2 separate regions of the Homo sapiens genome follow, and region 1 is linked to region 2. The links are chromatin contacts, found by Hi-C in ENCODE. All regions are on one chromosome and are shown on one strand. The core of a region is the stretch at or near the end of the contact, and the rest is flanking DNA. Distances in the headings are between cores, read along the strand shown. Region 1 holds the start of GRID1-AS2 (GRID1 antisense RNA 2). Region 2 holds the start of LINC02647 (long intergenic non-protein coding RNA 2647).

What was found. A loop is a pair of places that touch in the nucleus more often than their neighbours do.
Region 1: a map of Caco-2 shows a loop between it and region 2 (2.3-fold over the local background). The contact joins the promoter of GRID1-AS2 here to the promoter of LINC02647 in region 2. A Hi-C loop is called at or near these places in 1 of 168 maps with a recorded cell type or tissue (Caco-2).

Annotation. Positions count from the first base shown.
Region 1 is chr10:85,641,522-85,645,564 of GRCh38, reverse strand. GRID1-AS2 (GRID1 antisense RNA 2) reads right to left here and starts at 1,500. Exons shown (of 4, transcript NR_199154.1): 1 at 1,377-1,500; 2 at 1. All of the region lies in intron 13 of GRID1 (glutamate ionotropic receptor delta type subunit 1), which reads left to right.
Region 2 is chr10:85,431,370-85,435,079 of GRCh38, reverse strand. LINC02647 (long intergenic non-protein coding RNA 2647) reads left to right here and starts at 2,308. Exons shown (of 2, transcript NR_120669.1): 1 at 2,308-2,677; 2 at 2,848-3,137. It overlaps LOC101929662 (a long non-coding RNA gene), which reads right to left and starts at 2,217. Exons shown (of 3, transcript NR_120670.1): 1 at 1,922-2,217.

The sequences.
Region 1 (4,043 bases), core at 251-2,750, 210 kb before region 2:
TCTGAAAATACATATCATGATAAATTTTGAATGTTTAGATTTAACAAAGTGATACTTTGACAATAACAATAGAATGCAGTGTAACTGTGCTATTCTCATGCTTACAAGATTTATTAAAACCTCGTAGTTCTCACTGCACTGCAAAGGATGATGCTCTAGCCTTAAGCTGCAGGATCTTCTTTCACCCCTGACAGTGAATCTTTGTGGCTGTAGGTGACCTCATTTGAAGATAATGAACACAATGTTGATTTAAGGCCTTTTGTGCATGTGAGGCCTGGGCCAAATGGCCTTCGCGTTCCCTTTCCTGGCTTTCTTTGACTCTCAGAGAGAGCCAATACTGTCATCCACACAGGGTCTTAAGAAGATTCATTGCATAATGCTAAAAAAAAAAGCACTGCTTAGAAAAAAAAAAGATAGCTACTTTTGACTTTGTTAAAGTTCTATTCATTACAAGCCACTTTAAATAAAATAGAAAGGTAGGTCACACACTGGGAGGGGATGTTTACAATACATATAACCAATGCAAGATTACTGTCAAGAATATATTAATAAGAAAAGCTCAAACAACTTAATAGAAAACTGGCAAGAGGCTTGCACAGGCCTTCCACAGAAGAGGCAACACAAATGGCCAGTAATCAAATGAAGAGATGTTCAAAATTATTAGTGATCTGTGAAATACAAATCAGGACCATAAAGATTATATCATTTTACACCAATTAGTTTGGCACAAAATGAGAGGCGGTGAAGAAGACGTGGAGTAACAGTTGGTTAATTGCTGATGGGGGTGTGCTCAGTACAATCACTTTGGAGAAGAGCTTAGCATTCTCTTATAAAATGGGACACTTACATACTGTATGGCCCAGCAATTACACTCCAATGTATCCACCCAAAATAAATGTCCACATGCACTTTTGGAGACAAGAAAGGCCATAGTAGCACTTCCTGTAGAACCAAAACCCTGGAAACCATCCAAATGACCATTAACAATATAAAGAAAGATGTTGTCTACAATGAAATGGATGAATCTTAGCAGAATAATATTGAGTAAAATAAAACATTAAGGCAATTTCATACGGGTCAACTAATAGAAGGTAACACAGAATATTATACCCTCTTAAAAATGTATAAAATATACACATACACATCCAAAGCAATGATAAAATACAAGATTCACCACAGTGGTTGCTACAGGTGGGAGAGCCAGAGCAGCAGAGAAGAGAGAAGGACATTGTTGGTAAGTCAGAGTTGGTGTTAGGTTTAGATTAGCAGGAGATTTTAGAAAATTAGTTAATGAGTTAATTCAAAAAGTGAGCCATTCCTGGAGAAATGTATGGGTATCCTGAAGCAAAGGTTGTCATTAATCTCATTCTGCTCACCTCCCTACTCTTCCAAATGCGTAAGTCCAGACCAAGCAAGGCAGTGCTGGGCTCCTCACAAGTACCCACCCCTTCCCTCTTTGCAGGCGACATGTGCCTGCTTATGCCTCAGAAAGGCCAACACACACCACTGAGCCCTCTGGTTGGTGATAAACCTGGAGATGAGTCATTAGAGAAACACCTCATCATTGTTCTAGCTACCCCTTGTCCATTGGCGGCACTTAGGAAACCACTCACCGTCTGGTGATATTTAGTCTTACTCATGAATACAACAATGTTAAAAAATCAGTAGCAAACGATGCAAACAAAGGATTTCTTATCAATGCCTATCACTTCATGGTATAGAATTTAATCTTTGTTAGTACATAAGATGGATTAGTTTTATGGTACCTTCATTTTATGAACCCCAAGCTGGCTTTGGGATCACAAATCTCTCTCTTGCATTTGGATCTCTAAGAAAAAAAAAACTGACTGCCAGCACTAGACAAATGTTAAGGGTTTTATAACTAGTGTCATAAAAGTGAGTTTATAGTATTGTCAGACAATGAAGTGTGCTGCATTTTTTTTAGTGGAAGAAAAGCTCAGATTTACTCTCAAATCCTCCTTCTTCGTGTGCCTGTTTGGATGACTACTGGACTTAAATGCTTGTCTGAAATCTGTCTTCTTCCCTACTCCTATGGAGCGGCCCCTCTGCTCCCTGCCCCCAGACTATGGCTTCAGTAACCTTGTGAATCCCTGAGCCCAGAGAGCAGACCAGTCTGGAGATGGCTGTGCCCTAAGTGAGGATGACGACTTGAATCCAGAAACTACAGAACAAATCCAGCAAGTAGGGTATTATGGGCCTAGTATTCAGGGAGGAACAGCCTCTCCAAATCCCAAACAGAGTCTGCTGCCATGCAGTGTAGGCAGCCTGGCAAAGGTGAGGAGAAGCCCACCGAGGGGCTTCTCCTGGAAACTTCTTTAGCAATTGACAGATAATCACACTTCTGATTTTCAGTTGCTCCTTGATGACTCAGCTCCATTTTCAGGGAGTGTTTGGTAGTGGAGCAATGTCTAATTGCTGCAAAAGTCAAGGAGGTTGGTATGGATGGTATGCTGTTATTTTCTCCTTGGGAGTCCTAAGGCTTTTAATGACATGAAACCAATTTAGGTGGGGAATTGTTTAGAGTGATCACTTGTCCACGGTATCAGAACTGGAGAAGGGTTATGTCATGGTTGGCTCGCCTCTGAGATCCACTCCTTCATGCCAATACACATCATTGAGCCTCTGGAGGGTAATAAACCTGGAGATGAGTCATTAGAGAAACACTTCCTTATTTTTCTAGCTACTCCTTGTCCATTGGTGGCACTTAGGAAATCACTAACCCTCTGGAAATAGAGTCTTACTCATGAATACAATAATGTTAAAAAATCAGTAGCAAAAGATGCAAATAAAGGATTTACCATGCCAGTGGCCACTAAGATAAGGACAAGTGAGACCTTGTCAGGCTTTGATGAGGCAAAGATGAAAGAATTTGGAACAGGAGGGAATTTTTATTTATTAAGAGACGACAACACACCATTTTCACAACAAACCTGCCTGGCACCCAGTAAGTCTCAATAAATACAGGATTGTTCCTGAATGAGTCATCTGTTTGCTGTCTGACTGAGCAGAGGCAGATAAATCGGAGACAAGATTCCTGTCATCAGTTAGCAGGTTACCCCCTTTAGATTTCATGGTGGAAGGGACAAGAGAAATAGCTCCAGGGTTCCTGTCAGGCTTGTCTCTTGATAACCTTCTGTAAGGGAGAAGATTTTCCTGGTCCTGAAAGATGTGTCACAAAGAGAGAGGAGAGAGGCTGCTTCCGTTTCTCTCAGCCACATGCACTTATCAGGCCTAAGGAAAGACTAGACCAAGGATTGGCAAACTCTGACTCCTGGTCAAATCTGACCTACAGCTTGTTTTTATAAAGGTTTATTGGACAACAGCCCAACTCATTTATTTACATGCTGTTTATGGCTGCTTTCCTGCTATTTCAGCAGAGTTGAGTAGTTGTGATAAAGATATGTGGCCCACAAAGCCTAAAATATCTATTATCTGGCCCTTTATAGAAAAAGTTTGAGGACTCCTGGTCTGGACAGGGGCAACCCAGGGACATTGCCTGTAGCTGTGCATCATCTCATAGCACACAGGCACCATTAGTAGGGAGCATATCCTCTAACTCTATATAATCAAATAGTGCACAGGCATCTCTGCTAAGAAGCTCCTGCTGCAGCTCTGCACCATTTAACAGCTCATAGGTGCCTCTAGTAGTGCATCATCCAGCTCTGCACCGTTGAATAGCATCCGGGCTCTGCCCCTTTTTGTCCTCTAGGTCTGTCTCTGGTGGCCTGGAAACTTCTCCCTCACTGCGCTGAGACCCAGCTTTACTGCTGGTCTGGCCTGGCCTCCCTCTGAAATCTATTGAGCAATCTCTACATCCCAGGCACTGGGCCAGATCATTTACATGCATTCATACTTTCATCTGAAACCGACTACTTGATTATTATCTCCAAGATGTAGAAACTGGACCTGAGCCTCAGAGAAACTAAGTGACTTGGCTAAGGTTCACACAGATGTGAGTAATTAGTGGCATGGTCACCAAAACCTCATTCCACTCGTGCCTCTTCCCATGGGGTGGTAATCTC
Region 2 (3,710 bases), core at 1,059-3,558:
AAATAAACTAATATATGTAAAATACAGTGCCCGACACATATTTTGCTATAGAGAAATTCAAACTAAATATAAACTACATTTAAACTACGCTTACATAGACTCACGTACACATATTCATTCATATGAATGCGTGTGTGCATATATGCATTCCTATACACATTACATTATTGCATATATACAAGCACATACCAATACCAGTCGTGTTTACCAATACCAATACCAGTTTTAAATACCAATACACACAATAATTTTATACACATCTGTGGATAGCATTAACATTTATGCTCATTCATATATTATACATATAATCTTTAATATACACATTCATGAACATATATCAACTTGATCTCAGATACACCACACTATTAGACACACACATATATCCACAGATGCATACATACACATATTATATGTACATGTATGTATGCATACATACACATATTATATATGTATGTATGCATGCATGTATATAAACACACATTTTACACATTAAGAATTCATCTCTAATATTGAAAAAAGTCAAAATAATTCGCTACATAGCTCTGAAAATAACTCTCAGGTAGGTCAGCCTTATTGCCTCATGTATGGAAAACGGCTCCTGTTCCTTCTTTTAGAGAAAAATATGCATTACTTATTTATCTTCATAAGCCTATTGGTGGCAGAGGAGGACCTTGTTTCATGTCAGGCACACAGGAGAGATACTACTTTCCTGCCTGGGGAGAGGAGCCAGGTCCATGAAGATCTGGCCTATGTTTGGGATGCCACAGGGCAGCTGTGAGATGGGCTGTTCTGATACAGAAGCTCTATCTTCAGCGCTGGCTCACAAAGGCCAGGCTTGGGTCAAGCAAGGTGGTTTGCTTCTCTCATTGATACACCCTCAGGTGAGCTGCTGAAGAGCTGCAGTTTTTATTCCTGAGCCTGTGTGGGTTGTGGGAGGATGGGGAGGGCTGTGTGCAAGGCCCCAGAGTTCTCTCAATCCATCTGCAGAGCCCCCAGAGTCCTTGGGAAACTGAAATCGTGTTCGGTGGCTCTGAGGCAGGAACACAAGCCTGTCGTTGGCACTGTCTACTGCTGCCTGGGTGTCTGGGGCCTCCACACTCAGGCCCCCATGCCATGGCACAGGTCTGTGTGGGGTCTATTGGTTTGTGAGCTCACTTTGGAGACTCAAACGTGAAGGATTAAAGCTGCAGGCAGAGCTGGCGGGAGGCTGGCCTGTTGCAAGAAATGGCTGGTTGTGCTCCATGAGGAAGGACACCCTGCCACCTTATTTATATGGTCACACTTTCATTTATAAATTACAAAAGGGATGAAGAAGGAAGACTTTGATCCATCAAATTTATGGATTCAATAACTGTTGCCATTTCAGACAGCAGGGTCTCTGGGGAATATTTTCCCATGTATGCTTAGGTAGCAGAGAGGGAGAGACAAATGCTAAATATTCTGCTGTATTTATGAAATGTCAAATGTGCTTTCCGGGGTAATTGCATGAATATTGAAAAGGCTCACTGAAATTTATATCCTTGCAACTGAGTGTTTGGGGATGCTTCTTGCCAGCAGCCCCTTTGCAGACGGGACAACAGCCTGGCGCGAAATGCCCAAATGAAATGGGATCCAGCCTGGCCTTTCCTGGCCAGCCATTGCCAATGCAGCTGGACAACTTGGCCTGACTTCATGTACGCTTCCCATGCAAGAAGTCCATGTCAGGCCCAGTGGACACATTCAGCGTAACTAGGGGACTTGGTTAATGTTAAATATCCCATGATAATTCTAAAAAAAAAAAAGGTTTTACTGTAATTTTCCCCAGATCTGGTGGAATAGCATATAGCGTATCAGAATCTAGGTCTATTCTCTCGGAAGATAAACCATTCCTCTGTTTTTCCAAAATCCTAGCATGTTCTTTGACCAAGCAGGACATTCTTACCTCTGGCAGACAAACAGTCTCAGCATTAACTGAAGAAAAACAAGTGGCCTTTCCCAGCCATAGACCTTGAGTAGCATTAAAACATGGTGTGGTGGGGGTGGGGGGGGTGCATCGTAGTTGGTATTTCCCCCTTTTTTAAAATTTCAGTTAAGTCAGTTTAATAGTCTCATGAGTCATTCTCACGTTCTGTTTCTCTTTAACCACCCGTACCCACCCCATCATAGATCTGGCTGCTTTAATCTCAGAAATGTCTCTTACAACCCTAACTTGCTTTGCTCCCAGGGTGGCTTTTCTTCATGATGTCATAACTTTTCTTTATGATGCCATAACTTTACAGACACATCACCCACTGTCTCCCCATGCATACTGTGCTCTGTCTCCTCAGTGTTACTCATGCTGCCTCCATCCCTGGTGCCCTCTCTGTATCTCTGTGCCTTTGTGCACACTGCTTCCTCTGCCTGGAAGCCCTTCTTCCTTTCTCCACACAACACATCCCTCCTTACTCATTAAAGTCCCGTACAAATGCTAAAGGCAGCTGATCTTGTCAGCAAACTTGGCCACCAAATAGAAAATCTCCTTCTATGCCCACTAGTCATGGACAAAACTCAAAAGTTGCATGGGAACTTCAGTTATCGGGCAATGTTACCAGGGTTTGGGGCAGAAGGAACAGATAAAAGGGACAATTCTAAGGAAGATGATTGAAAGACTGACCCCAATGTGGAGAGGATGATTCCAGCACTACTCGTACTGCACTAGGTGAGCCAGGAGCTAGTAGGAAGGGTGGTGTGGAAGAAGGTCGGGGTGAAACTGGAGAAATTTTGGAAAAGAAAACTACATTAGAGGTTATGGGCTTTCTGAGGCCACCAGAGGTGAATGGGAGAAAAAAGAGTGATATCAGCTAAGTCATGTACTTTTCTAATTTTCAGGATCAGACAACTTGAAATCTGCCTTTGCTTTTATTGGGCAATCTGTTCCAGGGATCACAGCCCCTACCTGTAACTGTCACCTCTTTTGAGGTACAATTACATTCTTTCCTCTCATCCCATTGCAATGTTTCCATGCTGAGAGGGCTCCAGAGAGATGTAGGGAAGCTCTGCTAGTCTCTGTGCTGAAGCTCAGTGCCTGGCATACCTCTGCCTTTGATGAGGCTCTGGCACAGCCCTGCATCATTCTTCATTTGCCTGCGCATTAAAGAATGCCCCTGGTGGTCATCAGAGCGCCTTGTGTCAGAGGCTTTGTCTACACCTCTCTGTGCCTAGGTTGCAAGCACAGCTTTGGATTTTTTTTATCCTCCTCTCATGTACTGATGTTCAATTTGGGTGAGTTCCTCTTCTTAGCCTTATTCAACTGAAAAAAAAAAAAAAAGAACCTGATTTCTTTTGGCCATATGCTGCATTACAAAAATGCCTAAGGCCTTCAGTTTAGCAAATTAGATCCCAGATGAGGTTCTGAGCACAGACAACTTGTCAAATGGTGGGGTAAAGTTTACGTTTCAGGCTCACCTCTACTGCCCATCTGGATGATGCCCCAGTGACCCACCATGGCGTGTGGGTATTAAAATAATAGTAGAAATCTCAATCAGGAGGGAATTGTACAACTGGAAGGGGAAGGGGATGTACATATGTGTGAGAGTGTGTGTGTGTGTATTTACTCATACATTTATACATATATATGTATATTCTTGCATTATTTTAATATCTACATCTCATGATGGGTGTGTGATTTTATACATATATATACACATATATCATGGGATGAATATATAGATGAATACATGTGTATTATATAT